Regions from separate parts of the Homo sapiens genome. Here region 1 is linked to region 2. The links are chromatin loops, found by intact Hi-C in ENCODE. Cell type or tissue: GM12878. All regions are shown on one strand. Links, peaks and the distances in the headings refer to the core of each region. The heading gives the core; the rest is flanking DNA. Region 1 has its middle 160 kb from the start of HERPUD2. Region 2 overlaps SEPTIN7 (septin 7).

Region 1 (8,338 bases), core at 300-8,299, 370 kb after region 2:
TATCTTTTAAAAATTGCAATATTAGTACATATTCATTGAAAAAAATATAAAATATAAAATCAGTTCTAATCCTATAATCTAGTGATAACCAGCATTAATTTTTTGGTTTATATTCTTCTAGACTTTGTCTTAAGGATGTGTGTATATTTTTTTTTCTATAAAAATGAAATCATATGTGACATATTGCTTATAGCTAATTTTAGGAAATATCCTTGTTTATTTCCTTAGAGTAAGTTCTTTGAAGTAAACTTCCTTAATGAGTGGGTATGCACTTTGCAAAGGTGTTTAATGCATATTTCCAAGTTGTTCTATGGGAAAGTTGTACCACCAGTGGAAAAAGGGAGGTTCTTTACCCAGGAATCTGCACAAATACTGCCATCTTACAAAAACATAAACAAACTTAAACATTGTCAGTGTAATGGTCCAGTGAATCTCATTTTAATTGGTGTCTTGGTGATTCTCAGGCAACTTTAGCATTCTGCATATGTTTAGGGCCATTTATGTTTATTCTTTTTTTTTTTTTTTTTTTTTTTTTTGAGACGGAGTCTCGCTCTGTCGCCCAGGCTGGAGGGCAGTGGCATGATCTCGGCTCACTGCAAGCTCTGCTTCCCAGGTTCATGCCATTCTTCTGCCTCAGCCTCCCAAGTAGCTGGGACCACAGGTGCCCACCACCACACCCGGCTAATTTTTTTGTATTTATAGTAGAGACGGCATTTCACCATGTTAGCCAGGATGGTCTTGATCTCCTGACCTCATGATCCGCCTGAATTGGCCTCCCAAAGTGCTGGTATTACAGGCATGAGCCACCACGCGTGGCCTATTTATGTTTATTCTTTTGTGGATTGCTTTTTCATCTTACTTTCTTGTTTTTCTGTTGGGATGTTCTTCTTTCTCTGATTAATTTGAATTGATCAATCAGATTATCAATTAATTTGAATTTATTAAGTGATTAATTTTGCTCCCTGGTTAATTCAGGCCCTGCAGACAGACATTATATTCATTCCTCCCATTTTGCTTGCAGGGCCCTGGCTGTGAGGGTGGCGAGCAGAGCTAACCTGTGCTCCTTTGGCCAATTCACTTGTATTTGGCTTGTTTTCAAGGTTCCTGTGATACCCCATGATCTATTGAGATGAACACTGCATAGGATGGTAGGAATCAGGAATCAGAAAGTGTAAACTCTGTGTTAAGAAATATTTCTTTAGTAGAAAATCAAATTCTCAAAATAAAACTCCTCCCCCTAAAATTTTAATGTTCGAGATACAAAAAATGCTTGCTTATTAAATGCTGTTACATCCCTGTAATAGATGTTGTAATTATAATATAACTGTGTGACTTCCTGCCACATGTCAGCACAGCTCTGGCATTGCATAGGCTTTTGCTGATGTGGTTCTGGATAGACAGGCCAGACTTGGAGTCGTGTCCTACCACTTACCAGTTATGTGACCTCAAATTAGTTACCTGATCTCTCCAAGCCTCAGTTTCTTCCTCTGGAAAATGGAGATGACCATCGGAGCTAACTCATAACAGTATTTCAGGGATTGAATGAGAAAATGAACTTCAAGGCAAATAGTAAACACTGAATTATTATTTCTACTATCTGTTATTATCATTATATTTTACTATAATCATGATCGGTCTGAGATTTCCTCCAGGAAATACGTCCTGAGGTCCAAACAATTTATTCACAAACTCTCTTTGAGAATACAATTGATTGGTTGGCTTTTCATTCCCCGATATATCATTGACGTTCTTTTTTCTTTTTCTTTTTTTGACGGGGTCTTGCTCTGTAGCCCAGGCTGGAGTGCAGTGGTGCAACTTTGGCTCACTGCAGCCTCCACCTTCTGGGCTCAAGCGATTCTCCCGCCTCAGCCCCCCAAGTAGTAGAGGGGACTACAGACATGCGCCGCCATGCCTGGCTAATTTTTGTATTTTTTTTTTGTAGACCTGGGGTTTCACTATGTTGCCCAGGCTACTCTTGAACTCCTGGGCTCAAGTGATTCTCCTGCTGTGGCCTCCCAAAGTGCTGGGATTACAGGCGTGAGTCACTGTGCCAGCTGATGTTCTTTATATTCCCCAAATTGTATTGAATTCTCTTAAACTCTTAAAACCAAGGACATGAAAAACAATGAACACACCAGATCTTGCACACAGAATACTTAAAAATGTCTGCTGAAAGAGAGAAAGCTAGGATGCAAACACTAACAATATAAAAATTGTCATTTGTTCACTAAATGTATATTGAGTGAAAGAATGGATGTTGTCCTGTCTTGGATTCTTCCCTCAGAGGGAAGCCTGGGCGACAGAGCAAGACTCCGTCTTGGATAAAAAACAAAGAAACAAAAAACAAAAAAACCAAAAAGCTAGATATCATCTTGGTATCTCCTCCCTTGTGGTTCATTTAAGCAGCCTCCCTGTTCTTACTTTCCAGTGAGGCGTTTACGGCCATAATCATTGGGAAAAGAGGCCCATGGGGATTTCTGCGTCACTAATGTGGATCCACAGACCAAGAAAGTGGAAAGCCATGCCACGAAGGGTGGCAGCAGAAGCAGCTGCCATGCTGTTTCTGGCTGAATAAACCAGACTTAAAAGCTGGAACTTGATAGAGCCCCTGTAGTTGAGTGTTATTGAATATTCAATTATTTATTAGATTTACCATCGCCACGCACAGGACCAGTGCCATCCTGAAGATGTCAGAGCCACCCACACTTCACAAAGTGAGGGGAAAAGTGGTGCCGTGGGTTAGAGTTTCTGTGGGACTCTAGTCTGGTACTGGACCCCCTGAAAAGAAGGTTCTGGCATCACGGTTGTTTGAGGAAAAGGCACCTGCCCCAACCCCCTCACAGGGCTCTGAATACACATTAGCTTTGAAAGACGAGAATCCCCACCATCAGGGCCTCTGTGGATGTCTGTTCACTGTGATTACCTCCTCACCTTTATCTGCTGATAGAAGCCCACGTTTGACGCACATTTATTAACATCCCAAGACAGTGCTGTTCCCAGAATACCTTTGGCAAATGATGTTTTTGGCCATTCAGTCTATTCATCTGTGTAGAAAGAACCTTGCTTTCATATTATCGGGCCTGGTTTCAACAAACAGACATATACTGAATCTCTACCGTGTCAGCCACTGAGTGATGTGCAGAGTGTAGGGGATGGGACAGAGGGTGTGAGGGGCTCTGTCTGGTGGGAGCTCCCTGGAGGGAGGTGTTGTAAGTACAGTGTACTGGTGAGGCAGGTGCTATAATGGACAGGCAGGGTATATAGAGTAGTAGCTAGGAGTACAGGCTTTGCCATCAGAAACCCCTGGGTTCAAATCCCAGCCCCGCTTCTTCACAGCTGTGAGCTGTGACTCATCCCCTTTGTCTTCCTTTGTGAAATGTGGGTGATCTCCCTTTTACAGTTGCTCTGAGATGAGGGAGAGGACATGGTTAAAGCACTTCCACAAGGTTCAACTCAGAGCAGGTACCCCATAAACATGGCTATTATTCTTGTGGAATGCCACAGCAACTGTGGGGTAGAAGATGAACAAAACCCAACCTGGAATGTTCAACCCTGGCAGGGCTTATGTTGGCCAAGTAAGAACATGAACATGTGCCATGAAGGTGCCCAAAGAACCTCCAACAGGGTGATCTGGCCCTTTAAGGAGGTCGGGGAGGGCTTCCCCAAGGAGATGTGACCAGGCGGACAGAGGAGGGAAGAGCATTTCAGGCTGAGGGCTCAGAGTGTACTAGACTCTTTGGAGGTGAAACCGAGGGTCCGAGCGGAGGTGGGTGGGCTGGAGAGCAGAAGAAAAGAGGCCGTGGAGTGAGGGAGGGGCTGGGAGGCAAGACCAGACCAGGAAGGGCCGCGGGGGTGGCTTTGGTTTCTGTCAGAGCAATGAAAGCCATGCGAAGGTTTCAGCAGAAAGCTTTGTTTGAATTTTACTACAGGGTGCTGTGGGAGGAAGGAGAGGTTGGGGGGGCCACCATGCTGTGCAGGGGCGAGCCAGGGAAGATGTCTTGGAGGCGCTGGCCTTGAAGATTGAGGGCAAATCTAGGGAAAGAGCATTCCAGTCTCTCTAGCCTCAACAGAGAACCACAGCACAGCAAAAGCTTGTTCCTCTGCCTGGATTCAAGCTGTCTGTTCCCACGGAGGGAGTATGTGCTGACTGGTTGGAATCGCAGTTCACCTTCCTATGGAAAGGATGGCTGTCAAGCAGTGACTTCTAAGGCAAGTTCTGAGAGCCTAGGCTTGGGTGGATGGTTGCCTGATGGTTCTCATTGTAGGAGAGGGCCGCATGGCATAGAGCAGGGAGCTTCCACCTTCCGGAACAACAGCTCGGCAACGTGTTGGCCCATTGGCAATTGGTCATTAGTAATTGCTAAAGGACCAACGGTTTGTGGACAATTCACTTGTCTTATAAATTAGCACATAGGCAAAGATTGCTGTATGATAATTGCACCCATGCACATGTGTTTCCCCTTCATCGTTCCAGAATAAGGGGTAAAGAGGGTGAAATGAGAAGTTCAGGGATGTGCATGATTTGCAGATTTTTAGACTTGCGGAGGCCTCAGGGAGCAATCTTACTGCTGAAACCTTATTTAGTTGTGTCAACTGCAGTTAGGGCTTGTGATTTCTGATACTGCTGGAAGTTTTATTTTCTTTTCAATTGTAACCTAGGGATACATTTTTCATAAGATGAAAGGAGGGCACAGCTGGTGGCCGAGGGAGGGAGCAGACCATCTGCCTGCAACTGTGGCTCTGGTCTGGGAAGGTCCTGTCCCTTGTGTTGCAGCCCACACACAGTTGAGAACCAAGGTGCTCCGTAGGGGCCCCAGGACTGGTGATTAGGAGGCTGAGCTCCTGGCCCATTTCTGCCCTATCCTTAAACAAACCACTTGTGCTCTCCAGGGCTCATGGACTCCGCAGAGGTTGTGTGAGGCCGCACTATAGACGCGCGAGTCGGTAAAAGGGCCATTGCCGCGCTGCCAGCACTAGGTGGCGCCAGTGCCCAGATGATCCGCACTGGCGGCGCGTGGTACCGCCCAGCGCTAAGGGCTGAGTCCGGATCAGTAAAACGAGCAGTCCTTAGCGTGAAGTTCGATAGGTGTCTGTCGCGGTGGTCTCTGCCTTCGGTCTGTCCCCTCCCCAGACCCCCCGCGTGCTCCCACTTCCCCTACACCCCGCACCTCTCATATGTTCCAGGCAGGGATGCGGCTCACCCGGCAATGCTCTGCCCCGGGGGGTGCTCGAGTCCTATCCCCCAACTCCGCCCCCCCGCCCCCCGCCCCGCCCTGCCGCGGGCCCAGAGTCAGCCTGGGCGGTCCTGAAAGCAGGTCCCCAGTCCGCACTTCTTTCTCCTTCGGGGTTTGGGTGTGTCTGTGGGCTTTGTTTTCCAGGTGTGTCTCAGTCCTCCAGTTCAGAAGGCGGTGGCTGGGAGGAAATGACCTTGGCCTTCTGGGGGTTCACTTGGCCTAGGGCCCTTAACATATCCTGCAGGTCCCCGGCTGTCATGTGCCCCTTATCGGAGTGACATGGGCAGGTTAGCCAGCCTCCTTGGGCCTTGTTTGGGGCCAGACTACATCTACTTTGCGGTGAGGATTTACTGAGGCAGCCTGTAAAAGGCCCCTTCCCAGTGCCTAGTTCAGAGCAGAGATCAATGAGTATCATTCATTCACTCACTCATTCACTCATGCCAGGATATGAGCAGTTCCCACCCTTACTCCGGGGTGTGCAGGGAAGGTGCCACCCACTAGACTTTCCTTTGGTGGCCTGGGAGAGTCTGACATCTCACGGGAGAGAGCGGCTCTGCTTCCTTCTCCACAGTTTGGGAAGGTGCTGCCGAGGCCTTAGCTGCCACGACGTCGTGTTTGGCTTGGCAATAGGGAGGATTTCTTGTCCTGGACTTGGCTTCTCTTCTGATTTCAGTCATGGGTTTGGGCCGTGCAGCCACTGGGAGCAGCGCCCTGTTGTCTAGAAGGTTGTTCTGTGTCCCATCTCCCACTGGCACACAGGCAGTCACTGCGGCAGGTCAAAGGGCCAGGGCCAGAGTCCCCAGGTTGCTGTGGCCTAACTATGAGAGTGTGCTCAATGCGAGGGATGGCTGACCTTTTAGACTGATTGGTTTCAGAACTGCAAATAATAGGAGTGATTCATGACCCTCTAGTGGACTCTGCTATCTGTAACTAGAACGTGGATTTGGGTAGGAGGAGCCCTTGGTTGGTGAAATAGAATCAAGCTCCTGTGTGTCTTGGGGTGGAGGTTGGAGGGGAGCCCCTGGCTGGTGCTGTCAGTCCTTGGTGGGCCTCAGAACTTGGCCCACCCAGTGGTGTCTCCAAACAGAAATGGAAACCCAGCTTCTTGCCTGGACTCTTTACCCTTACATTGGAGAGGCCCCCTGGGGGCCCAGCAGGGGAGATGGGTACAACCAGACCCACCACTCAAGACCATGGTGTCCCCATATGCTGTGAGGATTAGAAGAGATGGTACTTGGGATGGCTTCCGACCAGGTGCATGGTGTATAGGAGCTAATCAAGCAGCTCCCGGCTCCCTTCCCCTTCTCCCTTCAGCGCTGCTCTAGTGAGACGGATGGAGGCCACAGAATCCTTTCTTCCCCTGGAGAGGGCCTGGGGACATCTGCACCTGATGGTCAAAAGTATGTTCTCACAGGTTTCCTAGAGGGAGCCTTGGTCTGGGAGGTACTGGGCCTTCACCTCACTCCTGGTGTGTTTGTTTCCTGGCAAAGTGACTGCAGGGAGGTCACAGGGCCCTTGCGGGCCTTGGTTTGGGCTGACTGCTGCCTTATGGGTCCCAAATTCCTTGCCAGCTGCAAGAATGCATGATGAAAGGAAAGGCTGCCCCATGCTGCGTGATGGCATGACTGGGGGTGGCGCCGCACAGCCCAATCTCCCTGTGGGGTAAAGAAAATCACTCTCACCCCTGCTGAGCTTCAGTCCTTGCAGGCAGAGTAAGGAGACAGCCCATCACGAAGGACACCTGCATCTCAGCTTGCCAGCTCGGAACACACAGGTGAGAATCAGTGCAGGACACCTGTTGTCAACTCTGGGTGTGCATTAGAATTATCCAGAAAGGTTTTCTAAAAATTTTTGACTGGCCATGGTGGCTGACACCTGTATTCCCAGCACTTTGGGAGGCCGAGGGAGGTGGATCACCTGAGGTCAGGAGTTCGAGACCAGCCTGCCCAACATTGCAAAACCCCATCTCTACTAAACACACAAAAAAATTAGCCAGTCGTGGTGGCGTGCGCCTGTAATCCCAGCTACTCAGGAGGCTGAGGCAGGAGAATCGCTTGAACCTGGGAGGCGGAGCTTGCAGTGAGCCGAGATGGTGCCACTGCACTCCAGCCTGGGTGACAAGAGTGAAACTCCATCTCAAAACAAACAAACAAAAAACAAGCAAAACAAAACTTTCTATGCCCGGGCACCTGAGATCTGTTAAATCATGATCACTGGAGTGGGGCCATAATTTTTAACCTACCCTGGAGGGTTTTAATGAATAGCCAATGGTGAGACCCACCTTGGAGCCCCATCTCTGCTTGCAAATACCATGTATTTAATGCCACAGGTCCCCTTGCTTTCCACATCCCCTGGGAAGGGCTCTTCACCCTTTCTCACCACTCAGAGTTGCCTCACCTAGTGTATCTATTATACTCAATGGATCTGATCTGTTGGAGCACACTCACACCTTTTTGTAGTGTAGCACTTTAGGCCTTTTAGAAAGTAGTTATTTTTCATTAAAAATAAAAATTGTGTATATTTATGGTATACCACTTGATATTTCAAAATATGTATACATTGTCCACTATAGGATGCTATACAGCTACAAACAAGAACAAAATCATGTCCTTTGCAGCAACATGGATGCAGCTAGAGGCTATTATCCTAAGTGAACTAATGCAGAAACAGAAAACCAAATACCGCATGTTCTCACTCATAAGCTAAACATTGGGCACACATGGTGTATTAGTCTGTTCTCACACTGCTACAAAGAATTACCTGAGACTGGGTAATTTATGAAGAAAAGTTTTTTTTTTTTTTTTTTTTTTCTGGGACGGAGTTTCACTCTTCTTGCCTACGCTGGAGTGCAATGCAAGATCTCGGCTCACTGCAACCTCCGCCTCCTGGGTTCAAGAGATTTTCCTGCCTCAGCTTCCCGAGTAGCTGAGATTACAGGTGCCCATCACCATGCTTAGCTAATTTTTTTTTTGTATTTTTAGTAGAGACGGGGTTTCACCATGTTGGCCAGGCCAGTCTTGAATTCCTGACCTCAGGTGATCTGCCTGCCTCGTCCTCCCAAAGTGCTGAGATTACAGGCGTGAGCCACTGCACCCGGCCAGTAA
Region 2 (8,338 bases), core at 224-8,223:
CTCCCCCTTTTTTGTTTTTGTCATCAGTTATTCATCTGTTTGACATTGTAACTGAGCATTTTTAATTAACTGTGTGGAATGAACCACATATGAAGAATCAGAAATCACATTAATAGGCATATTAAAAGCAGTCAATACCTCAATTACAGCTACCAGCTCTGTTTTTTGAGCTGAAGTATAGGGCATCTGGAAAACTTTAGTTTTTGAACCAGAATAAGAAGCTTTACCATTACTAGACCCATCTGTAAAAACATTATCAGCACCTTCAATTGGTTTAAATTTAGTTATTTTAGGGAGAATCCAATTAGCTAATTTCAAAAACTGAAATAGTTTCATTTTAGGAAAATGATTATCAAGAATACCCAGAAAGTCAGCTAAATGGGTTTGCCAAATAAGACTATTTATAAAAGCTTGCTGTATTTGTGCCACCTTTATTTAGTACGCCCGCTCTTGTACAGCTCCTTCATGCATTGAACAGGACTAAGCTGCATTAGCAATAGCATATTGGGAAATCATGTGTGTGACTCTCAGAGCTGGGTCATAAAAGCCATGTGGCTTATGCCTTGCTCTCTCTTGGATTACTTGCTCTAGGAGAAAGCCAGCCACCATGTCACAAGGCCACTCAAGCAGCCCTGTGGAGAGGTCCATGTGGCAAGGGGCTGAGGCCTCTTAACGTCAACTTGCCAGTGATGTCAGTGAGCCATCATGGAAGCAGATCCCCCAGCCCCATTGAAGCCCACAGTTGACTGTAGCCTCAGCCAACATCTTTACTGCAAGGCACCCTGCCAGACCACCCAGCTAAACCGCTTAATTCCTAACCTGCAGAAACTAAGATAATGAATGTTACTATTACAGATTGTTGTGGTTTAAATTTTGTTGCCAGGATTGAGGGGCATTTATTGTGGAACAATGGATAACAAATACAAATGTTATGGAATCACACCGTGATATTTTAGCTTGCTTGTTTTTATAAAGAGGTGGAAATGCCCATGTCATAACCTTCTCAGGAGCTCTAGTTCACAATCTATGTGAATGCTCTGTATTTGGCACACAGCAAGTACTCCACAAACACTTGTTGCAGCACTTTTCAATTTTGTTTCCTTCCCTTAGACTTCAAAGTGAGTTCTCTCTCCCTTGATAGGCAGGTATTTTTCCCAGTTTGAATACTGTCTAAAACATTCGCATTTGGTGGGATGAGTTCATCAGTTCTTACAAGTTGGAGAAAAAAACCTATCTCCTTTTCAGGACATGAGCTATAATCAGGCCAATCATACCTGAATGGAGACTACAGAAAGTGGATTTTTATCAGCGGCCTCCATTCCATCTTCCAAAGCACCTGACTCTTAGGGATGGGGTCTAAATAGGCACTAATGAGGTGGAGATTTGAGAAAATGCCAATTTGAGTTCCTGGCACCTCTGCCCAGCAATAAAAAGGTCTAAGGAAGATTTCATTTGTGTCTGGGTGAGAGAACTGTGTTCCCAAAATATTGAATACAACATTTAGTTTTGTTTTTTAACTTTATCAGGGTAAGCCAGAGATTTGTATAATCACATTGAGAGTTATCCCTAAGGAAAAAAAAATTGGACAGCTCCTATTATGTCCCACCGATATATTCCGACTTCTGAAATGCAGGGAAAACAGCTCACATTAACACCAGGGGCCATGCCAGAGTGCTCATTACTTCACTCACCATTTGCCAAGTTGCTTAAAACTACTGGCTTATCCAAGACACAGGGAACTTTTCTGTGCTACGCTAGAGTACAGCATATATTTAAATATGAAAGAGATCATTAAAAATTCAAAGACAACAGAATTAAATGAGGGGTAAAAAAGTTGTATGCCTTTGCCAGAACAAGTTAGTTTGGTATCCCCACACTTGGGTGAGAGCCAGCCCCTCACCCAGGGGAATCTGTGCTCTACTTACGTGCAAATCTCCCGGTGAAATGCTGCTCCCTTGCAACACACTTGGACAAAAGGGAGCTAAGCGGGGTGGCCCACCTCGAAGAGAGAACAAAGAGAACAAAAAGGAAGTTTGTTGGTAGTGTCTGACTACCCCCCCTCTGCTAGCCTCCTCATCTATGCCACATCTTCACAAACCTCTGCTCTCAGAGGTGTCAGCTACTGCCTCTTCCCACCCCCATAGGGTTTCAGAAAGCCTGAGTGGCATTCGATTTCGGCAGGTCCACAAACAGCATCTAAAAGAGGTTCCGTGTGGCCAATAGGGTTTCAGGCTACCCTTTTTGAGAGCCTGGCGCAGAACAAGGTCTCCTTTCACTTGACCCTCCTTTGCCAATACAAGGCTGTTTGGCTGGGTCCAGCACCCCATGGGGCAAATGTTCAGGCCAAGAATAGTCTTCATTCTTCCCATGAAGCTTTCAAAGTCTTCTAAAGAACACAGGAAATTGTCAGCCTCTATTTTCTGCTGAAAATGGCTGACACTAAACTTTGAACATTCTGTGGATGAATCCCAAATTATGGGAACCAAGTTTGCTTGAAAAGCAGCAAAAGTTTTCATTAAAGATGAGAGACTCTGATAAACCATCTCGGCATTACTTACAAAGAATGGTGTATTTTATAACTCCAATTACTAACACCTTTCCTCTTTTGACCAAAATTACCTTATTTCCATGGAAGTAACTCCAAAAGACTATCTCTGTGCACAAAGAAGCAGATCCAGAGACTTACCATGGCACCATGCACATTTCCTAAAAATAAACCGTCACTAAAACTGAGAAGAAATACTTTTTGGTCTGTCATGACCCCAGCAGATTGTCACATTCTCGAGGTCTGGACACCTTAACGTGTGCAGTCACAATGTAATCCTCACTCCAAACCAGCAAGGAAGGCATGGGGTCTGTTTTATAGCTGAGAAAACATTCATAGAAGTTACATGCCCAATTCACAGAGTTGGGGTCTAAACTGAGACAATTAGCATGTCTGGTGCTTTCTGCTTCTCCAGGCTGCCTGGTGGCCAGCTGCCCCTCTTAATCAGGGAGCATCTGCTCTGTGCTAACAACTCTGTAGAAGATCATGCTTCAGAAATGTGGCAGTGTAGCAGACCAGGTACTTGCAAGGCGTAATATTTAAGCACAGGCCCTGGTGTAACTAAGACCAGTTCAAACTCTTGTTCTGCCAGTTACCACCTATTGAATAAGCTACTAAACATCTTAAACCCTCAGTTTCCTCATCCTTTTGCAGATGAGGAAACAGGGTTTAAGATGTTTAACTTATTCATTTATTAGATAATGTATTAATAAGTTACCTTAAGAGATAACTTACCCAATTGTTATCATTAAGGATTAAATAACACATGTAACTACTTAGGTTACCATCTGGAACAGGACAGTTATGGGAAGTTTTTATTACAAAAGGGGCAGGTAAAATTCTGGATGAAGTACAAGGGCTTACATTTGCAAGCTTATTATTAGAAAGGACTTCGATTTACTGGTGTGGCAAATTTTCCTTTCAGATCAAGTAGGACACCACAGCAGTCTTCACTAGGACCTTCCTTGGTGATTCAACAATAACTATTAACTATCCACATACTGCCTAGATCGATGGCCTCCAACGTGCAAAGTAATAATTCATTGGAGCTTGGGGAAAGTGTAAACCTTTTATTTCACTCTTTCAAATTTTGTTCCATAATGTTCACATTAGTGTAGCAGTACATTTGTTGACACATATTTTCATTGTTCAATACATATAATTATGGACACATGCTCAACAAATATTTTTGTAAGGAAATAGCATCAGGTTTGGAGACCATGATCTAGATAACTGAGTCAACATTTCGCTCCTCATGCATTCATAGCTATCAAGCCGTCTTTCCTTTTTCCCCCTTACCTACCATATCCTGACTTCTACTCCTAGTTTCTCCAAGAGGACAAAACATATTAAGATGCGGTGGGTCAGAATGTGCAGGTGGTAATGTGACACCCAGCTAATGAGTCTGAGAGGCATGGGTATCTCCTCAGCTTTCAAGATTACAGCCTGAGCTACACAGAAATAAACTGTGCCCACTTAACTTGCTTGTGAACCTGATATGGAAGCAATGATATCCCATTCCACTAGGTGGCAGCAAAACTCTACCCACAAGGTGCCCAAGTGGTTCACTGGTATTATTAGTGCTTACTTGTTCAGCCCCACTTAATTAGCAGAAAGACAGTGGCTAACAGGATACTTAAATTACATAATGCCTCCAACAGTGGAGAACAGACACTGCCATTTTGCTTTCTACAGGCTGGCCTTTCCTTAGGCCTACCTGAATTTTACATGTATTGTGAATGATCTTCTCAGACATCCACAGGCCAAATGGCAAAAAGAACCTTCTGATATACCTAAGCCTGGAGTCAACAATCAAAAGTCCTAGTAAAGTTATATAGATCCTGTATCAGATTCAGGTAAAACCCTGGGCATGCCATGGATAAAGAAAGACTTCTGAAAGTTTTCATTAGGATGGTAGAATAATGAATGTCTTACAAATTTATTATTATAATACATAGAATTTTGAAATAGTATTTCCCAGAAGCAGTAGTACTTAACCAGTTCAGCAGGCAGTCTATATACATTTTTTACCTTTGCATTTTCCAAATTCAGTAGGTTATTGTTAGCCTCCCTAAAACCAAACAATTTTGGCTAGAGGTGTTAACCCAATCTCTCAAAACAAAAACTGAAAAAAATAAACACCCAAACAACAATCTCTCTGCTATTGACTTATAATTATTCCCTCCGCTTAGGTCATTAATTTTAAAAAGTAAATAGGGTAAAACATTTCAAGATAATAAACTAGGCTACATTAATTAATTTCTTACCTAAATTATGCATTACATTAAAATCTATGTCACTTGACCTTAAGAAAAGAAATGACACTACCCTCTTTACAGTTAAAAAAAATTTCAGTTTCCAGGGACTTGAGAGTATACCTAATCTGAATGAGTCAGAAACTGTTCTCAGAGGCCAGGCATGACGGCTCATGCCTGTAATCCCAGAACTTTGGGAGGCTGCAAAAAATACAAAAATTAGCCAGGCGTGGTGGTGCACGCCTGCAATCCCAGATACTCAGGGGGCTGAGGCAGGAGGACTGCTTGAGCCCAGAGGGTTGAGGCTGCAGTCAAGTCGTGTTTGTGCCACCGCACTCCAGCCTGGGCAATGAAGCAAGACCCTGTCTGGGGGAAAAAAAAAATGTTCTCAGAAAAATAAGCATACAAATGAGAGATAGAAATGAATAGAGAGATATGGTATCTCTTAAATTAGAAAATCAGCACATATGCATTCTAAATGAGACAAGCATATAAAAGATGTCATTGTAGAGGAGGCAAACTTAAGCTGAAAAGTTTCTTCCCAAACATACTCTACTCTTGTACATCGACTGTAGGATATTTAAGACCTCACACAATATTACATCACAACATCGTTTATTATGTGAATTTTTTACAATACAAACAAAAAATACAGAAATGCAATATATGAATACAGCTAAATGCAGAATGGTGACTTTTTTCTCTTCAAGAGGCCATGATTCCCATTTCTAGTAAAATAAAGAGACTGCATATAGGTAGAAACAGGTTGGTCATTAGCTTCACAATTTTGCCTAGAAATGATCTATAAATGCATTTCCCCCCCTGCTACTTACCATAAAGTGTAAAAAGGGAGTTAAAGGAAAGTTTCCTTGTTGGTTCCTACCATATGAAAGATGCTATATTCTATTTTAGCAGTGCCAATATATGGAAAATATCTAAATTAAATGTTATTACAAAAATGAAGCAGTAATGAGATTCTGGCTAAAGAGGGCACTAAATGAGAATAATATATATTTAAAGAATCCAAAACAAACAAACAAAAAGACGTTGTTATAAAAAAGCTCTAGGTGCACAGTAAGCATATAGGGTTTTTTTTTTTTCCATGTGTATTTTTAAACAATGGAAGTGTCAAAAAATAGGGTCAACTGTGTTAGACTAAATTACATTATTGTATATGCTGCACTGAATGGAACCTTTGTATTGTAATTATCATAGAGAAGCACAGTTTGCATCATATTATGGCAATTTATCCTCAATGAAAATCTTCCAGAGTCCTTTTATTTTGGAATATCCTGTAAACAATCAAACCACCAGAACATGATTGTACAACAGTAAAATGTTCTCTTGCATTAAACTGAAGATATCTGTTTAATAAAAAAAGAAAATGTAGGAAAGGTACTTAGAGCTCTTACTTTCTAAGTACAGAACACCCTAGACAATTCAAGGCATCTTAATCTCCATCAAGAACAAAAAAAAAAATAATTTTTGTCATGCTGTTAAATCCATCATTATGGATAAAACTGGTGCAAATTGGTCAAACGGATCCAACAAACACTGATGTCCAAGCTGGCATATTGGCAACTAATACGTTAACTGGTGGTCAATAGAGAGTTTAAAAGATCTTCCCTTTCTTCTTGTTCTTTTCCAAGGTTCTAAAGGATAAAAGGAAAATAAGCAAGATGAGTAACCATTTTATAAACATGATAGACAACATGATAACAACAGCTAACCCAATTACAACAATGTTGGGATTTTCAGATACTACTTTTTCACTGAAAAAAATTAAAAGATTTAGAAGTAAACAGCTAAGACAATGTTAATCTATAATAGCATTTTCTTAGACAATCAAATATTTGACAAAACTCCAGGATAAGCAGTAAAAAAATAAGGCAAAACTCCATTTTAATATACAAGAACAATTCTTCCCAAATGAAACAGCACAAACTAAAAAGTATCAACTGGCAGCAAACAGGGTATTCTTTTTCCCCCACTGTCATTTGCATTTTGAAGTGCAATTGCTTTCACAAATCTATTTTCCTCTTCTTTGGGGAAAATGTTAACAGTAGGGTAGTGTAGTAGAACAAATGTCAAATCTGAAAATGTTTAGTAATGAGGATAAACTATATAATCCTTATAGGAATGCCACTTTTCAGTTTTAAGTGAAACTATTAAGGAAAAGAAAACCAAGGTACAAATATTATTGAATTTTGTATAAATTAAGAGAAAGTAATTGATTAGTTGTATTGGAAATCAAATATCTAACATTTTGTCTTAAGAATTTTATCGTAAAAACATAATTCAACAGTTAAAACATACCCCTAAATATGTAATAGATTTTGAAGAATGTTCCCTTTGTGTGCCAAAAATTGAAAACAACCCTTATGTCCAACAACTGGGGGGAGGAGGTAAGAAATCCAATGAAGGTAAGTTAACTGGGGAGAATGTTATGAAGTTGCTAAATCATAATTATGAATATTAAGTCATGAAAGATGTACTGAAAAAATACTGCTAATGGACACAGACTGTATCCATCCATATAAAAATATTTATCTATGAAAACCATTGTGTTTGGAATGCATGATAATGGGTGATGACTTTTTAAGTGTTATTCTAATGTTTTTTAAATAAGTAGGAAAACAATTCTTTAAAACATTAATACACACATTTCTTAGTAATCTGCTATTAGTTACCTTGAAGAGTTCTGTTGTTCTAAAATACGTTGTTGAGCTTCCCAGTTTGCTTTCTCATCCTCGAACTGACGACGTTTTTCCTCCAATTCTTTGTGCTGTGCTTCCAAATTCTTTTTCATTTGCTCATGGCGCCGCTGGAGCTAAATCATAGCACAATATATAAAACAAAACTATTTAAGAAATCAGAAGCAGAGGTATGTTTCATCCAGACACCCTAATGATAAGGAGTATGAGCACTATTTGAATAGCCCTGTTGTAAATTCAGAGTACTACCTGGAAGTACTCTGGTCAAGGACTCCTCCTCCTTTAGGACCTGCCACCCAAAAGGCCAGTGACCCAAGACAATAATCTTGGGAAACAGGAAAAAAAAAAAAAGCAACAAACTTAACAGTGTGGAGTACTTTATAATGGAAAATTACTATCTTATCTCGTTTTTCTTTAATCACAAATATGTTGGAGGCTGGGCAGTGAACACATCACTGTTCTCATTGTACAGATGAGGAAACAGTTGCAGAATTTAAGTGACTTGCCCAAGATTGCTAGCCAGAAAGTGGAAGAACCAGGACTTGAATAAGCCTCCTAATTCCAAGTTTAGAAAGCTAAGACAAGTGAAAAGAAAGCAGGTAGTTTAGGACCCTAAGAGCTCAAAGATGCCAGCAAAGTACTCTGATTCCTGTAAGCAGTGGTTCTCAGACATTGGTCTTCATGCAAATCACCTGGGATGTTTGTTAAAAATATAGAATCCTGGACCTCACTCAGACGTACTGAATTAGAATATCTGGGTGTTAAGTCTGGAAATGTGGATTTTCAACAAGTTACAGTGATTCTAATGCAGCTGGTCCTTCCTT

Evidence for each region. Peaks named below come from ENCODE experiments on the same cell type or tissue, not always from the same donor. Only the 100,000 strongest peaks of a DNase experiment are listed, where the experiment ranks them.
Region 1: it touches region 2 in a loop (5-fold over the local background); 16 of 110 quality-filtered maps call a loop at or near these places.

What each region holds. Positions count from the first base shown.
Region 1 is chr7:35,534,245-35,542,582 of GRCh38, reverse strand. No RefSeq gene overlaps it. Among named protein-coding and RNA genes, the nearest start is that of HERPUD2, 160 kb to the left of the region's middle. RefSeq lists a silencer at 4,971-5,040. In GM12878, for the core only: a CTCF peak has its summit at 4,972 (motif pointing right); no DNase peak of the experiment used is centred there.
Region 2 is chr7:35,902,368-35,910,705 of GRCh38, reverse strand. It overlaps SEPTIN7 (septin 7), which reads right to left. Exons shown (of 14, transcript NM_001788.6): 13 at 7,491-7,630; 14 at 3,596-6,452. The coding sequence ends at 6,413. Among named protein-coding and RNA genes, the nearest start is that of SEPTIN7, 110 kb to the right of the region's middle. In GM12878, for the core only: a CTCF peak has its summit at 4,067 (motif pointing right); a DNase peak (open chromatin) is centred at 4,125.